2 separate regions of the Homo sapiens genome follow, and region 2 is linked to region 1. A link is a contact called in ENCODE Hi-C data. All regions are on one chromosome and are shown on one strand. Each heading gives the region's core, a stretch centred on a gene start or an enhancer-like site at or near the end of the contact. The rest is flanking DNA. Distances are from core to core; before and after follow the strand shown. Region 1 overlaps SYT2 (synaptotagmin 2). Region 2 has its middle 16 kb from the start of BTG2.

Region 1 (3,782 bases), core at 556-3,055:
TAAATTTGGTTGTGTCTGGCACATAGAGGGCATTCAATAAATGTGGGTTGGATGTGAATCTGAGAAGTGTTCATTGAACCTTATCTGAGGCACCTGGAAGTGGCCCTGGCACCGTAGAGGGACCCAAGGTTCATGGTGGATGCAGGCCTTCTCTCCAGACTGACCGTCCAGAAATGGTCCTGTAGCAAAGTAAAGCTGCTTGGTGTCAAATAAACCAGCCAGGAATGAAGACGCTTAATGCTCCTGAGGTTCAGGGAATCTGCAGGCCAGGAATGAAGGGGGAGAACTGCATCTCAGGAGTGTTGGAGTCCCAGAAAAGGAGATTAGACTTCCCTCTATACCCAGCAGGAACCACTGAAGGGTGCTGAGCAGTTATAAGTGGGGTTTGTGAAGTTAGCTCCATGGGGAGTGGAGCAGGGAGGTTGGTTCCACAGACCAGAAATGGTAAAGACCTGCACTAGGATGGGAAGGTAAGGAATGGAGTAGAGAGAACAGATGTGAGAGACACATTCATTCATTCACTCACTCACTCAAGTATTTACTGAGCTCATATCATGCTTCCCTCATGGAATTTACCATGCACTTCACATAAGTGCATATAAAATTGTAATTATGAGAAGTGCAAGAAAGGAGAGCCATCTGGTGGTGGTGAGCATTTATAATGGGGCATACGTGAATTAATCTGGGAAAGCAAAAGTGCTTTCTTGAAAAATTGATGATTGAACTGAGACCTGAAGGGTGAGTATTTATCCAGGTAAAGAGGAGATGAAAGGGCAGCCTAGGCAGAGAGCACAGCCTATGCAAAGGCCCAGAGGTGGGATGCAGTGTGGTGAGTCCAAAGCCTGAGAGAAGGCCAGGGCAGCTGGAGTGGATGGATCACGGTTCAGGGTGAGGCTGGCAGGCCGGGCAGGGCAGGATCAGGAGCACCATAGGCCGCGTCAAGGAGTTTTGTCTTTCCCAAAGAGGAATGAGAAGCTGTGGGAGGCCTTTTAGGGTGGGGGCAGGGGTAACATGTACAAATGTATATTTTAAAAGTTTCGCTTTGGCTGTCGTGAGTAAAAAGACTAGGGTGGAGCATAACTCCAGAGGAAAGCGGGGAAAGAGTTGAAAACAGCCAATAACAAATGTCATCCCCGAGCTCTTATGAAAGACAGACGGCATTCCCGGGGAATCCACCAGAGGAAAATGACTTAGAGCTGCAGAGAGGGAATGTGGGGAGTCCATGAAGCAGCAGCAGCAGATTGGAAGCTTTTCCAGACTCCAACAAAACCAGGAGGCCATAGCTGCCCAGACAGCAAGGGAATAGAAGATGCCTGAGGAGGCTCATGTCAAAGGCAGGCATGGGCAGTGGGCCCAGAGAGTGGATGGGGTGGATTCAGGGCCCGTCTCTCAGTTATGCACCCAGTACATGGCACCAGGTGCTGAGACCAGAAGCCTTGGGGTCATCCTTCCCATCCATGTGGGGTCACCCCCCCACATCCCAGGTGTCTGCAAACTCATCAACCACCCACAATGCCTTCCAAATCTGGCCACTTTCCACCCTCCAGCTGGAGTACCACAGTAGCCTCCTATCTGGAAGCTTCCACTCCCCTCCACTCAGCCTGATCTCCACACTGCAGCCAGACTGATCTATTTAAAACCCTCCTGTGGCTTCTTGTCACATTTAGAATAAGATCCCTGCCTGGCCTGGCCCCTGGCTGGCTCCCACAGGCATTTCCTGTCCTTGCTCTCAGTCACGCAGTTCCTGCCATGCTGGCCTCTTGCCACCAGCCACAAACCCACCAAACAGACCCCCATCCCACAGTCTTGGCACTTACTCTCCCTCAGCCTAGAATGCTCTTCCTGGAGAAGTCTCCCTGACCTCCCTGGGCCACCATCAGCCCCTCTAGTCTTCTTTTCCCACCATGGTCCGTGGTGCCTACAACTTGTTCGCAATTCCCCACACTCCCTTGGCATTTCTGTGGTATTCACCTGGCAAAGCGCCAGCCCTGGAGAAATCCCACTGACAGCTTTCTCCTTCTCCATGGCTACCCCCGACTGCTGAGCCCCCTGGTGAAAATCCCCCCACAGTACAAGGGCAGCCTGTATCCCATCAATCCCCAGGATCACCCAGGCCCTCTGCACTGCACAGAAACTGCAGGAAACGCCTCCCCACCAGCTTCGCCTCCTCCTCCAGTTTCCGCAGGCCTGTGGCTCCCTCACACCCCTCCTCTCTCTTTGCTGTTATTTTAAAGAAAAGCAGAAGCGAGAAATCTCTCAAAATGTCCCAACCTTGGGTCAAACCACAGACCTTTCCTCCTGACCCCTTGTGAGTTGAGGGCTTTTCCTCTGGTTAAGCCAGTTCCCGTTCCTGCGCAGGATCCCTCCTGACTTCTCAGGAAGTCTTTGCCATCCCTGCCCTTTCTTGTGCCTAACATTTCCCCCTTCCCTCAGCTGAGGCTGGACCAGTCCAGTTTATCACATCACCCACCAAAAATGAGCCCCACCTGCTGCCTTGTTCTCCCCTTCGTGACCACGCACACACACTTGCACACACATACACATATGCACACACATATACACACGTGCACACACACGCACACATGGTCCCCATTTCGTCACGTCCACCTCACTCGTCAGCCCCTCCATTGTGGCTTCTGCCCCATCCCTCTGCTGAAGTAGCTCTTTGTAAAGTCATGGATGATGAACACAAGGTCACTAAACCCAGGGCGCATTTTCATTTTCCTTGAGCTGGACCCCTGAGCTGTGGTCAGCTGGCCGCTGCCTGCTTTTGTCATAACTGTGACTACTCCTCCTTCGGTTGCCTCAGGCTTGCACTTGAGGTCCTTCCCTTCTCAGCCATGGTGTCTCCCTGCGTGGTTCCTTCTGCACCCAGGCATCAGTGCCATCCTCTTCTGTCAGAGTCAAGCCACTTCCGAGCTCCAGGCCCACAGGTCAACTGGCCCCCGACATAGCTGCCTGATCTTCTGGGTCTCCTCTTGCTCGCCTCCAGTCAGTTCCGTATTTGCCACCAAGGCAATCTTCATAAAATGCAAAGCCAGTCATGTCGCCAAAAATGAAAAGCCATCCCAGGGAGACAGGCCGAAAGCCCTAGCGTGGCCTACAGCCCCTCATGCTCTCCATCCAGCAGCACCTCAGCTTTCCCTCCCTGGGTTGCTAACACCAGCCTACACTCCTTCTTTTGTTTCCCCTAATACACTGTATTACCCTCTTCGGGGCCTTTGTATATGCTGTGCCCCCTTCAAGGAGCCAAAGCCTATGATACAGTTTGGATCTGTGTCCCTGCCCAAATCTCATGTCAAATTGTAATCCCTGATGTTGGAGGTGGGGCCTGGTGAGAGGTGATTGGATCACAGGGTCAGATCTAGTGATAGTGAGTTCTCATGAGACTGGTCATTTAAAAGTGTGTAGCACCCCCCAACCCCCACTCCCTCGCCTCTTCCTCCTGCTCTGGCCATGTGAAGTGCTGGCTCCCTCTTCACCTCCCCCCATGATTGTAAGTTTCCTGAGGCCTCTCCAGAAGCCGAGCAGATGCCAGCATCATGCTTTCTGTACAGCCTGTGGAACTTCGAGCCAATTAAACCTCTTTTCTTTATAAATTGCCCAGTCTTAGGTTTTTCTTTATAGCAGTGCAAGATCAGACTAATACAGTCTACACATCTTTCTCAGCTCAAACAGTACTTCCAAGAACGCCTTCCTCCCCACACCCATGGCTCCCTCCTCCCCTACCCCCGCATCAAGGCCTCAACCACCTGCTTTCCCAGCTCTCCATTCTCATCCCC
Region 2 (3,782 bases), core at 525-3,024, 710 kb after region 1:
TGTGAGCACCTACTGTGTGCTGAACACTCACTATTGCCAGGGACTCCGCCTGGTATTTTACACACAGTATCTCTACTGTTTTTTTGAATGCAGTCTCTGAGATCTTATGACCTCAGATTCACGGATGAAGAAAGCAAGGCACCAGTAACTAGAAGAGGGCAGTGGTGGAAATGGGTTTAAAACCTATGTGCGCCTGTCTCCAGCATCAATGCTGTTTTCCCTTACCACTGCCTCTTCAGGATGCCTTCCCTGAATAATTCCACTTGTCCTCTATATACATTCTTACCTCAGGGGTTTCCAGCATTCATGCATATGGTTTAAAACTGCTCACATCTTTATGACATATTTCTTACTTCAGAACTCCTTAAGGATGTATACACATAGTTTATTACTGTTCACACTTTTATAGCAAACACAGTCAGCACATTGCTCTGTGTGTGTGTGTGTGTGGGTGTCTGTGTGTGATGGAGTCTCGCTCCTTCACCCAGGCTGGAGTGCAGTGGTGTGATCTTGGTTCACTGCAACCTCTGCCTCCCCAGTTCAAGCCATTCTCCTGCCTCAGCCTCCCAAGTAGCTGGGATTACAGGCACGTGCCATCACACCGGGCTAACTTTTGTATTTTTAGTAGAGACAGAGCTTCAACACAATGGCCAGGTTGGTCTCAAACTCCTGACCTCAAGTGATCTGCTGGCCTCGGCCTCCCAAAGTGCTGGGATTACAGGCGTGAGCCACCGGGCCCGGCAGCACATTGCTTTGAGTTGACGTCTGGTGGCTCTGCAAGCCCTTCTCCCCTCTCCAACTGTCGTCACTCACACCTCCATGGCAGGAATCATTTCTATTTCCTTTTTCACCTCCATGTGCTTGTCTACCATTCTGCACGGAGCAGGCCTAAGTACACTGACCATTGGATGACAGATACGGGTTGAACAAACTACAGTGTGGTCCTCAGGTAGCTGTGGGGCAAGTGTCCCCTCCTCACCACCCCTCCATCCTCCCACTCTAAACCTAAAAGGAAAAGTGCTCTATTTGGGAGTCTCCTAAGAGGGAGTGAAGGAGCTCTGTAAGCTAAGCCAGCCTGCATACATGGTTCCCGGCACAAAGTCTACACACCAGTGAACACGTTCTTGGGTGGATGCTGGATGCTGATGGCAGGGCTTCATTTGATGTTGGTGAAGTCAGTTCTACCCTGAACCTCAACAACTTGAAATCATAAGCAGTAAATAGGCAGACACAGATGGAGATCTAGGTAAGTTTGGAAATAACTGAAGACTTATCTTTGGAATGAGCTTTCACATTACATGGGCGGGCTTTTACATCACGTGGGCTGATGAAGACTGATGATTCAGTCTTCATGCCTGAACCACGGGTTTACTTTTACATGGTCCACAGAGGTTCAGAAGCTCTGGCTGAGGCTAAGGAGGCAAAGCCTTCTGAGGAGTCTTTCCTGTATGATTGCTCTTGTTCTCACTCAAGGCAAGCTGGTGCTAGACAGGGATGATCCCTTTACTGTGTATGTGTTAGTGGGGGACTGAGAGGAGGATGGTGCATTTCAGCAACTCAGCTGTTAGTTCCCAGCAGCTGGTGGGTGCCATGAGAAGTGCAATTAAGCCCCTGACCCCCCTCCCCCAGCTCCTCCCCAGCCTAGCTACTCCCTTGCAAACCCTTTCTTCGTGGGCAGAATGTTCCCTTGCCAGCTGCCTGCTCCTCCAGGTGTTTCCTGTACTCTCTATTTACTGGCTGGGGTGGCTGAGGGTGGAGAGAGGGAGTCTGTTTTGGTTTCCTGTTAGCCAATGGCAGTGGGTGTGGGGAAGGCTGGCGCTCCTGTATCTAGGGGGAGCTAACCACAAGCAGCAGCTGCCTCCTGACACCTGCCTTTCTGAGAGCATGTAAACAGTTAGGGGACGAGGGAGGAAGAAGGCCTCCTGAGCAGGGCAGACACTTCTGTTCGGTCAGGCTGGAAGAGGTCATTTCATAAGCTCCCAACCTCCATTCTTTCCAGGGGGGAAAGGGTGGGGTCAGGTCACCCCAATGACCTCAGGCCTCCCTGGACTCTAATCTCTACATGAGAAGCCCAGGTAGTACTGGGTCTACCTCCACTGTCTACCTGCCATGAAATGGATGGCACTGCCTCCCCAGGCAAAGGCCAGGAGTGGAGAGCGAGACCTTGGCAAAGCCTCCATTTCCTTACCTGAGACCTGAAACAGCTACACATTCCCCACCTTCACCAAGGTCCCCAAATCCAGCCAGCTTGGTGCAGAGACACTGTCACGGGTTTCCCCCTGGCCACTCTTCCCAAGAAGGCAGGACAGTATTTTTGGTTTGTTGCAGTTTTTCCAATCCAGTTGAAATGATACACTTGTCTATGTATGTGTGATCCTTCCCTTCTTTCCTTCCCTCCCTCATCCCCTTCCCTCCCCTCCTCTCTCCTCCCTTCCCCTCTTCTTCTCCCCTCTTCTCCCACTTCTCCCCTCCTCTCCCCTCCCTTCCCTCCTCCCCTCTCCTCTCCTCTCCTCTCTTTTCTCTTTCCTTGACAAGGTCTCACTCTGTCACCCAAGCTGGAGTACAGTGGCACCATCTTGGCTCACTGCACCCTCAAATTCCCGGGTTCAAGCAATCCTCTTGCCTCAGCCCCCGGAGTAGCTGGGACTACAGGCGTGCACCACCACACCCAGCTAATCTTCATATTCTTTATAGAGACAGGATTTTACCATGTTGCCCAGGCTGGTCTTAAACTCCTGAGTTCACGCTATCCACCTGCCTCGGCCTCCCAAAGTGCTGGGATTACAGGCTTGAACCACCATGCCTGGCCTCCTCAGAGCAGTTCTATAGCATTGACATTATTACCCTTAGACTGTAGAGGAAGAAACAGGCTCAGAAGGTTAAGCAAAATTACCTATGGGCACAGTGCTAGTAACTGGCAGTCAGGCTTGAATCCAAGACTGACTGAATAAACAAGAAAAATTATAGCAAACAACCCAGGGTTTCTTATGTTTCTTCTTGTCACGCTTAGTGCTCTTGTCTTCTGGATTCTAGGAACTTTTACACAAAGCCACAGTTCACTTTGCAGATAGCCTACATAAGATAAGCAGTCTGACATCCCAGTCTTACACATCTCTTATGCCCAAGCTCAGATCACCTCTCCTCTGTGAAATCATTGCCATTCATCCTAATGTTAGGTGATGTTTTAAAAACCTGCTGAGTTCTTACAGCAAGAAGCCACTGCTCCCTCCCACTGTGTGTCTTCCATGGGTTTCTTTTTTGTGTATATGTCATATTTCAATTTAAATATAAGGTCCTAGAGATCACCTCTGATGTTGCCCAACATTCACACAGCATCTGCATCTAACACAGTACCTGGACATGAAGCTGAAGCAAGAGGGACTGAGGAGACTAGATAGTCTAGATGCTTTAGGGAAGCCTCTCTTTTACCCTTTGTCTCACTCCAATTGGAGAAATCCCAGTTCAATACAGACTGGCCAGCCAGATGGGTTGCTTCACCCTAATCAGGAATTTCAGCTGCTGACTTCCCAGCCCTGGTACAAAACACAGGAACTCCTTGTGTTCATTGTGACCCACTTCCTTACTGGAGCCTGCTCAGGGTGGAGGCTTAGGTCTCAGTGGCTTCTCTTGTTTTCACAAAAGGAAAATAATCTCTGTCATAATTACTGCTTGACCAATAGGCTTCTCCTGTGACAACTCCCTGGGGGAAAGAAAATGGAGCACTGACTGTTTCCTAGGATGAAATTCAAAGATATCCAGGGGGGTGGGCCAGGATGTAAAAG

The links. A loop is a pair of places that touch in the nucleus more often than their neighbours do. Pooled maps may share reads with other maps.
Region 2: a loop to region 1 is called in a pooled map, with 4 times the contacts of the local background. The contact joins two enhancer-like sites. A Hi-C loop is called at or near these places in 2 of 37 single-sample maps with no recorded cell type and 3 of 50 pooled maps.

Annotation. Positions count from the first base shown.
Region 1 is chr1:202,613,954-202,617,735 of GRCh38, forward strand. The region is part of intron 1 of SYT2 (synaptotagmin 2); the gene reads right to left. Among named protein-coding and RNA genes, the nearest start is that of SYT2, 95 kb to the right of the region's middle. Within about 2 kb of position 1,806, at least 13 of the 41 ENCODE cell types and tissues checked have a DNase peak (open chromatin) inside an H3K27ac peak, as active enhancers do.
Region 2 is chr1:203,319,342-203,323,123 of GRCh38, forward strand. No RefSeq gene overlaps it. Among named protein-coding and RNA genes, the nearest start is that of BTG2, 16 kb to the left of the region's middle. Within about 2 kb of position 1,775, at least 24 of the 41 ENCODE cell types and tissues checked have a DNase peak (open chromatin) inside an H3K27ac peak, as active enhancers do.